Regions from separate parts of the Homo sapiens genome. Here region 1 is linked to region 2. A link is an interaction called in ENCODE POLR2A ChIA-PET data of the cell type or tissue named here. Cell type or tissue: K562. All regions are shown on one strand.

Region 1 (5,000 bases), 720 kb before region 2:
CCCTGATGAGATCAAATCCTCTCATCTTGCACTCTCCTACCTGCCCTCCCCACCTGACCTACATTTATCCTTTGAGCACTCATACTGCAGTGGGTGACATGCATCTGTGTGTTAGCTTCTTATAATTCATCTCCCACTGGACTGTAAGCTCCATGAGGCCTGAGACCTTGGCTGTGTTTTCATGGTTGCATCCCCAGCATCTAGCGCACAGTAGGCACTCAGCAAATGTATTTTTAGGCCAGGCGCAGTGGCTCATGCCTATAATCCCAATATTTTGGGAGGCCAAGGCGGGTGGATCACTGAGGTCAGGGATTCAAGACCAGCCTGGCCAACACGGCAAAACCCTGTCTCTACTAAAAATACAAAAATTAGGCCAGGCACAGTGGTTCACACCCGTAATCCCAGCACTTTGGGAGGCCAAGGCAGGGGGATCACCTGAGGTCGGGAGTTTGAGACCAGCCTGACCAACATGGAGAAACCCTGTCTCTACTAAAAATACAAAATAAGCCGGGCGTGGTGGCGCATGCCTGTAATCCCAGCTACTCGGGAGGCTCAGGCAGGAGAATCGCTTGAACCCGGGAGGCAGAGGTTGTGGTGAGCCGAGATTGCGCTATTGCACTCCAGCCTGGGCAACAAGAGCGAAACTCCATTTCAAAAATAAATAAATACATAAATAAATAAATAAAATTACAAAAATTAGCCAGGCGTGGTAGTGCATGCCTGTAATCCCAGCTACTCAGAGGTTGAGGCACAAGGATCGCTTGAACCCGGGAGGCGGAGGTTGCAGTGAGCCGAGATCGAGCCATGGCACTCCAGCCCAGGTGACAGCGTGAGACTCCATCTCAAAAAGACAAAAAATGTATTTTTAGTTCCTTATTAACTCTCTTGTCCAGCTCCTGCATATCTAAATCCCTGTGGCAGGGCAGAGGGAGAATTTCACCTCACAGGCCAGTGCACCCAGTTTCCAGACTCCACCCTCAGAGCCAGAGCCATCTGCTCCCCACCATCTACAGGCTCAGCACCTAACCCAGCCTTTGGTGGCACTTAATCAGCTCTAGAGCTCAGCATTGATTATAGTGGATTCTCCTTTGCCTGGGAGCCACAGCTGGGATACTCACTTCTGCCTCAATTCCTGCTCTTAAGCCCCTAAGATGCCAGTATATAAGGTCTGGAGCCCGGCCCACAGTCCCCTCCTAAGCCTGGTCATCTGGAAAAATCCCTCTCTGGAGTAGGCCTCTCATCGTTAAGCCCCAGGGTGATGGCGGACCCTAGCCCCAGAAACAGACTCTTCTCACACTGGATGCTGGTCTGAACATACAAGTACTGCCTCTGACCCCCTAGGTTCTCCATCATGGGGCTTCCCTGAGATGCCCAGCACCCTCACCATGGTCACCATTTCCCCAGAGCAGTGACTCACAAAGTATATTGATCTCATGGGCATATCAGTATCAAATGAAAAGGAGTACCATGGTCAAATATGAATGGGAAACAATAGCCTAAATAAGTTTCTTTGCTGCAGGACGTATCAGAGCCTTCACAGTTGGTATGCATTGTAAATCTCCAAAGGCAGAGGCAGTGATAAAGTATGCGGGGTTTCCCGAGTTTAGTTATTCATGAACCCTTTTGTTTGCAGCAGGGTATCTTGCTGGACCAGTCTTCTGAGGCACATGGTGTGGGAAATGCTACTCTAGACCATGATCTGCTACTGCAGATGCCCTGTGCATGTAGTACTCTCCACATGACAATGAGGCAGCTTTCAATTAGGACACAAAGGCAGTATTCCGCCTTCCTGTCTGACCCAGAGGGTGAATCTTCATCCAAGACCCAGTTCTTTCCTGGAGGCTCAGAGGTCACAACATTCACAGAGGACTATTTTTCAACTAGTCTTTGCCAGAAGATGGGAAGTGAAAGTGGAGAGGAGAGGATAAAAAGGGCTTCATTTTACAAAATGGGGCATCGGGAGACATTGCCTATAGCTTATGGAAGAAATGTAAGTACATTTGTTAACACTGCAAAGCCAACCTATAGAGGGACTGAAAATAGTGATAACAGTTGGAGTCACCCTAATCTGAAAACCTGAAATCCAAAATGCTCCAACATCCAAAACTTCTTGAGCAACAACATGACACTCAAAAGAAATGCACTTCAGATACTGGATTTTCGAATTAGGGATGCTCAGCCACTAAGGATATAATGCAAAAATTCCAAAATCTGAAAAAAAAAAAAAAAGTTAGCTGGGCATGGTGGTTTGCACTTATAGTCCTAGCTACTTGGGAGGCTGAAGCAAGAGGACTGTTTGAGCACAAGAGTTCAAAACAGCAGTAAGCTAAGATTGTACCACTGCCCCACTGCATTCCAGCCTGGGCAACAAAGCGAGATTCTGTCTCTATTTAAAAAAAAAAAAAAAAAAAAAGGAAAGAAAGAAAACAAAGACCCAGCCTGTAGCTAACAATCCAAGTCAACAAGAATCCCCATCTTGGGGGATCTCAAGAGTCTGCCTCAGCAGCAGGGAAGACTGTGGTACTAACCTTTCTAATAATCTAATCTCTGCTCCACCTTTCTGAGTTCTACTACTGACCCTCAGAAGAGGTTCTCTGCCAAATACAGAGAGCTCAAAGGCAAAAGTCAAATTAAGAGTCCTGCCTTCCCATCCAACTTACTGTTTCAGGTGGCTTCAAGGGAAGCTCCAGGTAAGCACATTAAATTGGGGGGTGAGGAGGCGAGGCTAAGCGCAGAAGCCAGGAAATAACAGACCAAACACTTCAGGGCTGAGAATTAAGATGTGTCTAGGCTGGATCTTCGGCTGTGATTACCACAGCAGAACTGATTAGAAGCCAAGAGAGCAGAAGCTTCTAGTTTTTTGACAGAACTGTGTTGCCAAAGAAACCACAGCTGAATCTGATAAAAGCTGGAGATTATTTGACTCCTACAGCTCCACTCAAGTCCCCAAACCCACACCAGCAGGAGGTGGTTTGTGAAAGCCAAGGAGCCCTAAATAAAAGCACATTCTTTCCAGTTCCGTTTCAGATAAGGCCACAGAGAATAATGAACGTGGAAGCTCCACTTCCCAGAAATCACGGAGGACCAGGTATCAGAGCAGTGTTTTGTTGTTGTTGTTGTTGTTGTTGAGACGGAGTCTTGCTCTGTCACCCAGGCTGAAGTGCAGTGGCACAATCTTGGCTCATTGCAATCTCTGCCTCCCAACAATCTCTGCCTCCTGGTTCAAGAGATTCTCTTGCCTCAGCCTCCCGAGTAGCTGGGATTACACGTGCCCACCGCCACCTCTGGCTAATTTTTGTATTTCCATTTTTATTTATTTTTGAGACGGAGTGTAGTCTGTCGCCCAGGATGGAGTGCAGTGGCACAATCTCAGCTCACTGCAAACCTCCACCTCCCAGGTTCAAGCAATTCTCCTGCGTCAGCCTCCCAAGTAGCTGAGATCACAGGCCTGAGCCACCACGCCTGGCCTAATTTTTGTATTTTTAGTAGAGACGATGTTTCACCATGTTGGCCAGGCTGGTCTTGAACTCCTGACCTCAAGTGATCCACCCACCTCAGCCTCACAAAGTGTTGGGATTACAGGTGTGAGCCACCGCGCCCAGCCAGAGCAGTGGTTCTTTTTTTTTTTTTTTTTTTTTGAGACGGAGTTTCACTCTTGTTGCCCAGGCTGGAGTACAATGGTGCGATCTTGGCTCACCACAATCTCTGCTTCCCAGGTTCAAGCGATTCGCCTGCCTCAGCCTTCCTGAGTAGCTGGGATTACAGGCATGCACCACCACGCCCGGCTAATTTTGTGTTTTTAGTAGAGACAGGGTTTCTCCATGTTGGTCAGGCTGGTCCCGAACTCCCGACCTCAGGTGATCCGCCTGCCTGGGCCTCCCAAAGTGCTGGGATTACATGCATGAGCCACCGCGCCGGGCCGAGCAGTGGTTCTTAAACTTCAAGGTGCATCAGAATCATCTGGGGAACTTAAGCCAGACTGCTGGGCCTCACCACTAGAGTTTCCGAATCAGCAGATGAGGTGGGGCCCAATAATTTGCGTTTCTAACAAGTTCCCAGGTGATACTGATGCTTAGGATGCTTCGCGAATCACAGATCACTGAGAACCAAGGGCTGCCAGATGGGCCAAGCAAAGAACTTACTCCTTTACCTGGGAATGGAGTTTTGGCCCGGCGCAGGGGCTCACGCCTGTAATCCCAGCACTTTGGGAGGCCAAGGCGGGCGGATCACGAGGTCAGGAGATCACCCTGGCTAACACGGTGAAACCCCGTCTCTACTAAAAATAAAAAAAAATAAAAAAATAGCCGGGCATGGTGGCGGGCGCCTGTAGTCCCAGCTACTCGGGAGGCTGAGGCAAGAGAATGGCGTGAACCTGGGAGGCGGAGCTTGCAGTGAGCCGAGATCGCGCCACTGCACTCCAGCCTGGGCGACAGAGCAAGGCTCCGTCTCAAAAAAAAAAAAAAAAAAAAAAAACACACAAAAACTCCACAAAAAAACAGGGAAGGGAGTTTTACAATTGCTCCTCTGCCAGATTTGTTGACTGCTATAGACAAGTAACTACCTCGTGTTTCTCATCTCAAGTAGGAGTTTTTTATTGTGGCTTCCTGTTCAAATTCCACCATGGAATTTGGGTGTGCTGGGGGAAGGGGATGCAGACAGCTTCTCTTTGGTTGAGAGGCCCTGGGTCACTGGGGCCATTAGAGAAGGCTACACATCACCCACACATACCAGATTTGCCCTAAAGGAAGTGACTGATTAGGCCCCCAGGCCTATCTCCCTTGTGGAAAGCAGATGTTTTATGCAGGTCAAGACAGGTGTATACAGATATCTGGGTGGCCAAAATGGACCGTGGCAGAAACTGCTAATGGTCCCTCCAATACTGATTGCCTCCTTTTCTAGAGTACTAGAAGCTTTAGTTGCACATAAAACCTTGCAACCAAAGATTACATTTCCCAGCCTCCCTTGCAAGCAGGTGTGGTTCTGTGACCAGGTTTGGCCAA
Region 2 (5,000 bases):
CGAGGCATAGCATTCAAAGGGGAGTAGGCATACATCAAGTTGAACTCTGTCCGAAATGCCTGGTCTGAGTTTCTCACGAGGGTCTGATGTCCATCTCCACTTCTGCTTGGGAAACCAGTCTCAGAAGTGGGTCCGAGGGAGGGATGAGGAGCCAGGTCAGAATGACCTGAGTTGAGTAGGGAAGGTCTATCAGCACAGCTGTTAGTGTTGGAGTCAAGGTATCCTACTTTTGCCAAATCCAGGTCTTTTCGGTGACAAAGCTGAAAGAATAAAAATCAACGGAGACATGGGGTAGGGGAGAAAGGAAAAAGTCAAAGGGCAGAAAGGAGGGGAGAGGGACACAGGTGAACAGGGAAAGATAAGAGGGACGGAAGTAGAGCAGATAAAGCCATTATATTCTGTAAAAGTCCCACGTAGCAACAGTGTACATGGGCCAGAGTACTAAAGAATCCTGGCCTTTCCAAAATTGCTTTCAAGTCTTTCTGGATGGGAAATACTGGGAAAGTTAGAATTAGGTAATTGGCTAAATGTGACTATTTTGCCTGCTTAGCCTTTCATCAGGTTGCTGAGTCACCTTGTACTACACTAAGGGACAAGTGGTATAATTAGGAATTTACCTTAGCCCCATGCACAAAACAAAGATGAGACTGGTGTCTTAAGATAACTGGCTTCCGGGGTTATCAATTTCTAAATTAATATTGATGGAAGGTGGGGGGAAGGGAAAAAGGTGGAGGAAGGAGAAGGTAGACGGAAAGGCAAGTACTTAAGTTACTGGTTCAGTAAAGGAGGATGGCATTAAAGACATCAACCAACCAGTTCTTCACTCACTTTCACTGTTAAAGAAGCTGTGTTTCTCATACAACTTTCTGGCCACTCAATTCTTCTTTATCCTCTAATGTACGTCAACATACCACAAGACCACTAATGCTCATCACTGCAGATTCTGAAATGCTGAAATGTACCAAAAATAAACCCCACCTACTATTTGGTTATCATAACCTCCAAACTTCCAACACTAGGTCAACTACAGCTAACCGACAAAGAATGGTACCAGAAAACCAGATACCATACCATATCAGTCTTCAAATTACGTTATCTTAGAATCTTTAACAACTGAGGAGAGAGAGCTTTACTTTCCTAACAAGCTAGAGTCAAAACACCAAGAAAATCTCTAATATACTAGTGGAATAAAACCTTTTTCAGTTTCATATTAACCTGTGAACTACTACTGATTCAGAACTTAGTAGACTGTCACTGAATTATGCCCTAATTTTTTATTGGAAGGGGATAGGGTTAAAGTTCAGTTGACTATTTCTGAGAGACTCTAACTTTCTCTTCAAGAGAAAAAAGGTCCCATGTATTAATAGATTCAGAGTTAATGTTACTAAATCTGAAAGCTTATAATAGAAACTCTAGCACTAAAATCTGAGTTTGACATATCCACAGCAGTAGGGTTTGTGAGAAAACCACTCTACTGATATCCTAAAGAGATAACACTTGTATAGCAACCATATCCTAACCATTGCAGAATGGTGGCCTGTGACAGAAAGCCAGGGACTCACTTGGTTTCCTTGTGCACCCAGTAAGGAGCTGCAGAGAAAATGTAGGAAAGCTGAAAGACAGAATGACTTTCCCTTCCTGAAGAAGCTGCTCAATCTATCAACCAAAGGTCAAAACATCTGGTTTACAGAGCTGTTAGATTAACCCTAGAACAAGGCATAAGTCACCACCCAACTCAAAAAACAGCTCTTACAACTTTTGACTCAACTTTCCTGATTTATTAGCCTTTCTTTAACAAGGCTCCTACCACATATCAGCATCTTGACTTCTAGATTCTATTCTTTAATAGAACTCCAGCCACCCCCTCCCCCAAACGGCAAAAACCAACCCCACCAAACACACACACAACACACACACACACAAACACACACGCTCCTACCTTCATTTTCCTCCATCTACATTGACAGTCCTGTGTAGTCACAGTCACACAGGAAGACTCATTCAACTTACTGTGACTGAGTGGCCGCCCTCCAGCCCATCACCCCACTGACTCAGATCCCCAGCCCTCCCCACACACTCAGGAACACATTCATGAACACTCACTCTCAGCCTCCAAGTGTGATTGAGATGGTGTGATAACTACCTCGGGTGACAGGGACTCGGGCCTATGCGCAGGGGAACTCTCAGGGGAGGATATGTTCTAGAGGAGGGAAAAGCATCTTGTTATTATTCATCTACTCGAAGTCAAGAAGCAAAACAAAACAAAAAATAAAAGCAAGCATAGATGTTAGCCATAACTTTTTTCGGGGGCGGGGAAGTTGAATAAGAATGCATAGGGGAAATATTTAACTGCAGAACTCATCTCAATGGACAGAATGACTTGTTAAAATGCTTCCTGGTATCTCTGAAAGCATTTAAGGATAAATTGGTTATAATGTTTCATGCTGTAAGTAAACATCTCAAGCACATACAAGGAAAGAGTTAGACTGGTGAAATTTTAGTGTTATACGTCTTTGTATTTTAGATGAGAGTTTAGCAACCTACAGTATTTGTTATTGAGGGGCACCCTACCCCTTATTCCTCCTTACATGGACCTTGTTCCTTCATCCAATGCCTCTTCTGCTTGTCACATTTCTTTATTCTCTTATATGCCTCAGGCCCTCCCAGTGCTATCCAGGGGGAGACATTAGTGTGCTGGGGGCTGACATGGTTAGGGAGATGGCCAGTTCCTCTTGAATGACAGTTACAGGAAATGTGATTGATGGAATCCCTAGCTCACAGGCTAGAGTTGGTTCTTGGCATAATCTAATTAGACCTGAGCCACCCCTATTAATGTTATTTTGTAAAATCCATTGTACTTTTGGCAACAGAGCAGAAAAAGCATGTATGTGTATACTTAGGTCCCTGTATCCTACAGAGGGTAGGACTTTACCTTGGGACTTTCAGGTGAGGCAGCAGTCCCATAACAGAGACTGAGCAGTGAGTGCTTAATGGAAAGATGTAAATGGGAACACGTGAAGAGAGTGAAGGTGGTAGTGTGACAATGACTCAGGGGTGCTAGGGCTGAGGTAAGGAGAGGGTGCCTAATGTAGACTCTGAATAACTGTGGCCTAGGTGGCAGGCACATGCTGAGGTAGGGGAAATGAGGCTGCTTCAGCAAAGCAGGGTTTTGGCTGTGAATTTTACTTGGCATGGACAGTGGGTGGTGTACATCTAGGTGCACGTATGTGTGAAATGGCGGGTGGAGTATGGCTCTCAGGGCAAGAATAGGAGGGGAGGGTTATTCTGGTAGAAAGGAGAGGCTAACTAAGCTTGTCCTCCCAATGTTGCTTCCACTCTTCTTTCTAGATGCTTTCCCCTCCTGAAGATCTTGTTCTCTTCCACTGTTTATCTTCTTACCTTCTTCCCCTTAGCACTTAAGACTTCTCACCATTTTCCTGAATGCTTTTTTCCTTCTCAAAAATATCCTTCCCCAAACTAATCTAGTAAGGTTGTTTTTTTTTTTTTTTTTTTTTTTTTGAGAGAGAGTCTCCCTCTGTTGCCCAGGCTGGAATGTGGAATGCAGTGGCGCAGTCTTGGCTCCCTGCAACCTCCCAGGCTCAAGCAATTCCTTTGCCTTGGCCTCCCGAGTAGCTGGGATTACAGGTGTGTGCCACTGTACCTGGCCTAAGCTGGTCTTTAAATTATTTTTAGAGATGGGATCTCACTGTTGCCCAGGCTGGCATGTAGTGGCACAATAATGGCTCACTGCAGTCTTAAACTCCTGGTCTTAAGTGATCTTCCTGCTTCAGCCTCCCAAGTAGCTGGGACTACAGGTATATGCCACTACACCTGGCTAAGTTTTGTATTTTATTTTTGCAGAAATGTGGTCTCACGATGTTACCCAGGCTGGTCTCAAACCCCTGGCCTCAAGCAATCCTCCTGCCTCAGCCTTCCAAAGCACTGTGATTACAGGTGTGAGCCACCATGCCCAGCCTAAGCTGGTCTTTATACGTGACACCTTTTTGATATTTCACAATGTGTCACAGCCTTTGCTACAAAAAAGGCTCCCCACCTCTCTGTACTAGAATACAGCAAAGAGTATGGCCATTAAAATGGTGATTAGAATGGGTCAGGGTGGTGAAATCTGTTCTATTATTGATGAGAAAGGTAAAATTTCCTTAAATTGCAAGTGAAACCATGCCTTGGACCTTTTACTATTTAATATTTTCCTTCCCTCCTGGTATTCTAACATTATGCATGGACTGTATTATTAAAATGATCACCAATTAAAAAAAACAAAACAAAACAAAACCAAAACCACTTTATATTTGCAGTGTTTAATAGTTATCCCAAATGCTACAAGGGATAAGGAACACACTGAGTACTGAACCCGCTTGTTTTGCAAAGTGACTTACCTTCTGATTTTCTTTTTTTTTTTTTTTTTTTTTTGAGACGGAGTCTTGCTCTGTTGCCCAGGCTGGAGTGCAATGGCGCGATCTCGGCTCACTGCAAGCTCCGCCTCCCGGGTTCACGCCATTCTCCTGCCTCAGCCTCCCGAGTAGCTGGGACTACAGGCGCCCACTACCACGCCCGGCTAATATTTTGTATTTTTAGTAGAGACGGGGTTTCACCACGTTAGCCAGGATGGTCTTGATCTACTGACCTCGTGATCCGCCTGCCTCAGCCTCCCAAAGTGATGGGATTATAGGTGTGAGCCACTGCGCCCGGCCTCCTTCTAATTTTCATAATTCCACATTTATAATAAAACCTGTATTGATAAAGTATGACACTCTATTCCTATAATCTTATGCCCTCCAGGGAGAATTCCTCTCATGATACCTTACTATAAAGCTCTAGGTGCAAACTGCAAAGTCAATTGCAAGTAGACAAAGTCAAGTTAGAAAGGCCTGAATCAGCTGCTTTATTATCTGGCTGAAAGAATTTCATAAATAATCTGGTAAAGAGTAATTTCCCTAGATAACTGATATGTAACCAGGAGGTTTTTTCCCTCACCCAGA

The links. ChIA-PET counts read pairs that join two places held together with the same protein. Peaks named below come from ENCODE experiments on the same cell type or tissue, not always from the same donor. Only the 100,000 strongest peaks of a DNase experiment are listed, where the experiment ranks them.
Region 1: POLR2A ChIA-PET joins it to region 2 with 6 read pairs; 2 of 35 experiments call an interaction of 5 or more read pairs at or near these places.

The regions. Positions count from the first base shown.
Region 1 is chr3:10,184,197-10,189,196 of GRCh38, reverse strand. All of the region lies in intron 2 of IRAK2 (interleukin 1 receptor associated kinase 2), which reads right to left. Among named protein-coding and RNA genes, the nearest start is that of IRAK2, 22 kb to the right of the region's middle. RefSeq lists enhancers at 2,850-3,350, 3,351-3,851. In K562, no CTCF peak of the experiment used is centred here; no DNase peak of the experiment used is centred here.
Region 2 is chr3:9,465,719-9,470,718 of GRCh38, reverse strand. It overlaps SETD5 (SET domain containing 5), which reads right to left. Exons shown (of 23, transcript NM_001080517.3): 19 at 1-260. Among named protein-coding and RNA genes, the nearest start is that of SETD5, 71 kb to the right of the region's middle. In K562, no CTCF peak of the experiment used is centred here; DNase peaks (open chromatin) are centred at 338 and 2,058.